Linked DNA regions of Homo sapiens: region 2 is linked to region 1. A link is a loop called in an ENCODE intact Hi-C map of the cell type or tissue named here. Cell type or tissue: GM12878. All regions are shown on one strand. Links, peaks and the distances in the headings refer to the core of each region. The heading gives the core; the rest is flanking DNA.

Region 1 (2,913 bases), core at 188-2,687:
ATGATTTTTTTTTTCTTTCACGAAAGGCCCCTGCTTGCCAAAAAGGAGGTTTTTCAGACCACTGACCTATGTAAGGGGCAAGCTCCCTGGGTACTTCACTGCCAAGAACAAAAAACATCCATCCCCCTTATAAACTCCCCAGGGCAGTGCAGTCTAAGCCCCTGAGCATGGCATTCAAGGCCTTCGGCGATCTGGCCCCGCTCCCCCTTCTGTGGCAACTGCTACCACTCCATACTTGACTTTTCACATTCCAGCAACCAGAGCTGTTTGTAGTTCCGGGACACACCACGTGCCACATTCCTGTGTGTCCTTGCAGACGCTGTTCCCTCTGCCTAAGAGAACCTCTTCCTTCCACTTTGACCACCTAAGAGAACCTCTATGCATTCTTCAAAGCCCTAATAGTAGCTGCCCACGAACGCCTTCCTTGATCCCGCACATGTTAGTTACCCGGCCTCTGGGCTATTCTGTCCCCTCTGCTCATCACTAGATCCGAAATCGCTAATTTACAGGCAGCGCAGTGGGATGCTTTTGGATTCGGGACACCTGGGCCCAGACCCAGCCGCCCCACCCCGGCGCCCCGGGCTTGTGCACAGCAGGAGCCTCCGCCCCGCGGGTGTGGGTTGGACGAGGCCAAGGGCAGCGGCCGGCCAGGGGCCAGGCCAGAGTCCAGCACTGCCCTCGGAGGAAGCCGGGTGGGGGCGGCGCTCCTGAAGGCTCCAGCCCCGGGGAGGGAAGCCGGCCCCGCACCTCCCGCACTGGGCGCTCAGACCCCTGGTGCTTCCACGGCGTCTGAGGGTTTCTCAGCCACCGAAGGGTGTCTCCGCCGCACCCAACGGGTCCCCCGGTGGAGAGATTTGCCTTCACATCAGATTAAAGGGGGTTCCGTTTGGTGAAGGCGCCCAGGCTCATCCCCCACGTTTCCGCACTGGGTCTGAGATGGAAAGAAAGCGGGGGACCAGAGCCCTTCTTCCAAAGAACGGAAAGCGCCCCACCGCGACGCCCCGGCCCCGCCCAGGGGCCCTGCGAGGGCGGCCCGGAGACCCCGCGGCCGCTGGCGGGGCGCGGCTTTCCCAGGCTCCCGGCGCCACCTGGTGGCCCGTGGCGCGCACTGTAGTCCCCGCTCGGGAGGCCCCCTTGGCTCGGATCCCACTCCACGTGGGCGGCGGTAAGACCGGAGTTCCTGAACAAAGGTGAATGTCGTTCCAGGAACCTGCCGCGTGGGGACAGAACTGAGGCGTGGGACCGGGCAGACCTACGTGGATTCAGCTCCTACCCCAAAGCCCGCCCGCCTGTGAAGCAGGGGCCTCGGTTTGAGCTCTCCAGGCGCACCTGCTTCCCCTGAGGGAATTAACTCAAGAACTCACCCATCACTTCTCTTTAAAACCATTCCCTTTTTTCACTGAAGTTAATTCGTAAAATTAGCCATATCCAATGCAACTATTATTTTTTCCCCAATACGTGCTAAAATAAAATATATAGGTATTAAAGGAGGAAAGACAGTTTTCTTCACTCTGGGTAACACCAGTCCATGGGATCAAGTTCAGAACCTAAGCCTGTCCTGAGGCCTGCCCGGTGGCTCGTCCCTGCTTCTTCTGTCTCCTTCCGATTCAGCCACAGCGAACCCTCACCTGTCCTCTCCTGGAATATGGCAGCGTCACGGTGCCAAAGATCCCAGAGGGTTGTCCTCTTTTCTCAGGTTGTACTGCTTACCTAAGAGAGATCTGAATTTGGGGAAATGAATTAGTCTCTAAAGTTTCATGCCCTTTAAAAACAAAACCTTGACAGAGACAAAGGCAAGTAACTGTTTATTAAAATCGGAATGAGCTTTGAGCTCCTGGACTCATACAACAGGCATCTGTTTCTTCTTGATTTTATGAGGCTCCTCTAGCAGTTCTGTTCCTCACCACCGAGAAGCACACAGGTTGTTTAGCCACTGATCTCGAGTGAACGTGTTGGAACCATGCATACTTCACTACCTGACGCTAACACTGTTTCCAGAGCTCTAGAAGCCAAAACAGCGCCTGGGTACAACATGGATTCTTGCCATTGTGTTTCTGGGCTCTTTCAGCATAGCTGTCTGAGCTACACGGTTCTGGCCAAACTGATTTACAAACACAACACAGCATTGCAAATCAGTCACAGTGCAAGTCTATTCAGGGAAATTTCATGGATAATTCTAATCTAGGGACAGTGTTGGGGGTTGTTAGCAGAGAGCTCCCTTAGTCTGACCAGTCATGACGCTGCTTGGGGAAAAAGCTTCCCCGGCCCTGCAGCAGCGGCCGTCCTGGACAGACTGAAATGAAAGGCTTCAGAAGAGATGGAACAAGGTTTTTTTTTTTTTTTTTTTTTGAGACAGAGACTCGCTCTGTCGCCAGGCTGGAGTACGGTGGCATGATGTCGGCTCACTGCAACCTCCGCCTCCCAGGTTCAAGCCATTCTCCTGCCTCAGCCTCCCAAGTAGCTGGGACTACAGGCACCTGCCACCACGCCCAATTTTTGTATTTTTAGTAGACGGGGTTTCACCATGTTGACCAGGATGGTCTCGATCTCCCGACCTCGTGATCCGCCTGCCTCGGCCTCCCAAAGTGCTGGGACTCCAGGCGTGAGCCACCGCGCCTGGCCCGGAACAGGGCTTTTTCTGGCTCTGTAAGTCTCCCATTCATCCACACCCCCTAGATCAAAATAACCCCATTGTTGTTAGTGATTAAAAAGTAATTCAGGCCGGGTGCGGTGGCTCACGCCTGTAACCCCAGCACTTTGGGAGGCCAAAGCGGATGGATCACGAGGTCAGGAGATCGGGACCATCCTGGCTCACACGATGAAACCCCCGTCTCTACTAAAAATACAAAAAATTAGACGGGCGTGGTGGCGGGCGCCTGTAGTCCCAGCTACTTGGGAGGCTGAGGCAGGAGA
Region 2 (2,913 bases), core at 109-2,608, 600 kb before region 1:
TTAGAAGCTCTGTGCCAGGAATTGGAGTTAGAACAAATACATATTTCTCATTATATCACAGTTACAAAACTCTATCATTATGTATTTTTGGTAGTCTATAAAAGTACAGTTTTTAAAGTCCTCTCATTATCATTTATTCAACAAATATTTATTGAGAATCTAGATTATTCCATTTGAGTCTCACAGTAACCTGTAGGTCGGTAGGAGTGGTATTAAGTTCATTATACAGAAGAGACATCCTAGATTCCACAAAATGAGGCAGAAAATTAGGCAGCATCTGCTAAGAAAATTCTGAAGGCCACCATCTAATCATCCTTCAGAAGTTGGGCTGACAAGGGTTCAGAGCTTCCAAATCTGGCACAGAAAGACACAGCCTTGATGTGCCATTTCTCAGCTGATTCTGAATTTTAGCAATAATGCCCTACAAGAAGAGATGGCTGGAGCCAGTTGTAATTTACCTGCTGTCAAATGATTCTGTCCTTCATAAAATGCTAATTATTTGGAAGACTGTTTCTCTTTGAATATTGTAGATATAGATTTTCAGGGTACCTTTCCTATATAATTGTCATTATTTTTTAAATGTTGACATACCTAGCACACTTTTGGAAATAGGCATTTTTAAAAGATTTTATTTTTTTTAGAGCAGTTTTATGTTTACAGCAAAATTGAGTAGAAGGTACACAGATTTCCCATATCCCCACCCCTGCCCTGCATATGCACTGCCTCCCCCCTTATCAACATTCCCCAGAGGGTACATTTGTTACCTTATCACCCAAAGTCCACAACTTACCTTAGTCCCAAGTGCTGGGATTCTATGTGTTCACTCTTTATGGTGTACATTCTATGTGTTTGGACAAATTTATAACTACATAGAACTCATTATGCTATAATACAGAGTATTTTCACTGCCTTAAAAATCCTCCGTGCTCCACCTATTCATCTCCCTCCTCCCCAACCCCTGGCAAACCGCTGATCTTTTTAGAGTCCCCATCGTTCGGCCTGGGCATGTTTTTAAAGTAATGAAGCATTTCACCATTGAGTGTCCGGAAAAAAAAAGGAAAGAGAAGGCTACTTATACTAGATATCGAATTATGGTTGTATGTTTGGCATGAATAATTTTTAATTGAAAATAATCACAATGTTTGTCTAAATCCTAGCGCTCAAAGAAACAACCAGATCTGGTTTTGAAACCAAGACTGCCCTGTTGGTGATGAGGAAGTCAACTGCGCAGCCTCAGTCGCCCGTGGAGGCCCCGGGCTGGCGGCCGTGACGTTGCTGCCACCTCGTGCATATTATCGGTAGTGCAGCCAGCGAGGAGGCCTCAGCCACGCCGAGGTAGCAAGCGCTGGCCAGCTCACTTTGATGGTCTTCAGCTTAGCTCACGTATTGCCTAGGAACACCAGGGGCCTGTGCAGTTTATTATGTGTTTGTGGTGTTTATTAATCCACAGAAATATTGTTTTTGATAGACAACCTAAGATAAAGGCTAATAAAAGACTGAGAATGTGGACTCGATAATTTTGTTGGCTTCAGGATAAAGAAAAAAAGTCAGTAAATGGTACCTGAATCCTCCAATAATTACTCCATCTTATAAATTACTGTTTTCTCTTATTCCAGCCCACAGTCTGTCATTCTAGAAAGTATGATATATTAATTTTTAGCTAAGCAATATCCACAGGGAGTAATCAGAGTTGGCACTGTACAGGTGTTTTTCCAATGAAAAGGTTACTGTTGGAATTATTTATAAGCAACATCAGAACACTGAATATTAACAAACTGAATTTCACCTGGTTATTAAGTAGCAGGAGATACATATGCACCAAATCATCCCGCTTTGACCTTGAATGGTTGTATGTTTATCCAAGAAAGAAGCTCCCCCATCTTCAATGTGCTATTAACCTTCCTTTTTGTCCTTTTTCATTTCTTCCCTTTTAAATTTTATTGTAATGAAATAGTTAAGTCCTACACAAAGGTGTAAACCTATGATACTGATTCTACTTGACTCTGCCACTCAGCTTGGGAAACGCATTACCATCCAAACAGGTGAAGCCTTTGTGCCCCCTCAGCTGTATTCCCTTCCTTCTCTTTACAGTTTCCACTTCTCTAAATTTGGTGTTCATCATTCCCATTTGTTTCATTACGCTTTTGCCGATACATATGTGTTCCTAAACGGTACAATGTACGGGTTTCACGTTTCTGAAACGCTGTTGAGATGGTATCCGTGTTTTCTGTAACTTGGATTTTTTTCTTTCAGTATTAGGATTGTGAGACCCATCCATCATATTAATTTCCCAGAATTGTCGTAGCAAACAACCACAAACTGGGTGACTTAATAAAACGAAAATTTATTCTCTCAGAGTTCTGGAGGCCAGAACTCTGAAATCAAGAGGTGGGCTGGGCTGGGCTCTCTCTGGGGCTCTAAGAGAGAATGTGTTCCTTCCTTCTTCCAGCTTCTGGTGGCCCAAGGCATTCCTTGGCTTGTGAATCTCTGTTTCTGTCTTCACATGGCCTCCTGCTCTCTGTTGTGTCTTCCTGTCTTAGAAGGACACTTGTCATTGGATTTAGGGCCCACCTGATCCAGAATGATCTCACCTTGAGGTCCTTAATTACATCTGCCAAGCCCCCAGGCAATACATGGTGGAGGTAGGTGTCCAACCCATGCATTTTGACCAACTCCTCCAACCACTGGATGACATCGCCTCTAAGCTCAGAAAGCTGCAACTTCTGCTTACACAAATAATGGGCATTTAATGTGGCACTGGATCCAATACTCAGCTTATATAGGTGAGAACTAACTAGTATTGGAGGGTTACAGGGCAAGGAATTGGGCATAGGTTGGGAAGGCAGGCAATCTGGGTCCTAGAGTTAATTCTCTGTTGATCCCTAAGCTCCAAGAAATAGGATACTGCTTCAT

Evidence for each region. A loop is a pair of places that touch in the nucleus more often than their neighbours do. Peaks named below come from ENCODE experiments on the same cell type or tissue, not always from the same donor. Only the 100,000 strongest peaks of a DNase experiment are listed, where the experiment ranks them.
Region 2: a loop joins it to region 1, with 4 times the contacts of the local background. A loop is called at or near these places in 4 of 110 quality-filtered maps.

Annotation. Positions count from the first base shown.
Region 1 is chr2:170,971,776-170,974,688 of GRCh38, reverse strand. LOC124906091 (a long non-coding RNA gene) reads right to left here. Exons shown (of 3, transcript XR_007087293.1): 3 at 1,168-1,721. Among named protein-coding and RNA genes, the nearest start is that of GORASP2, 44 kb to the right of the region's middle. RefSeq lists silencers at 514-763, 904-1,213. In GM12878, for the core only: a CTCF peak has its summit at 1,127 (motif pointing left); a DNase peak (open chromatin) is centred at 1,168; H3K4me3 peaks cover 740 bases; H3K27ac peaks cover 1,007 bases.
Region 2 is chr2:171,572,633-171,575,545 of GRCh38, reverse strand. No RefSeq gene overlaps it. Among named protein-coding and RNA genes, the nearest start is that of CYBRD1, 52 kb to the right of the region's middle. In GM12878, for the core only: a CTCF peak has its summit at 1,292 (motif pointing left); a DNase peak (open chromatin) is centred at 1,235.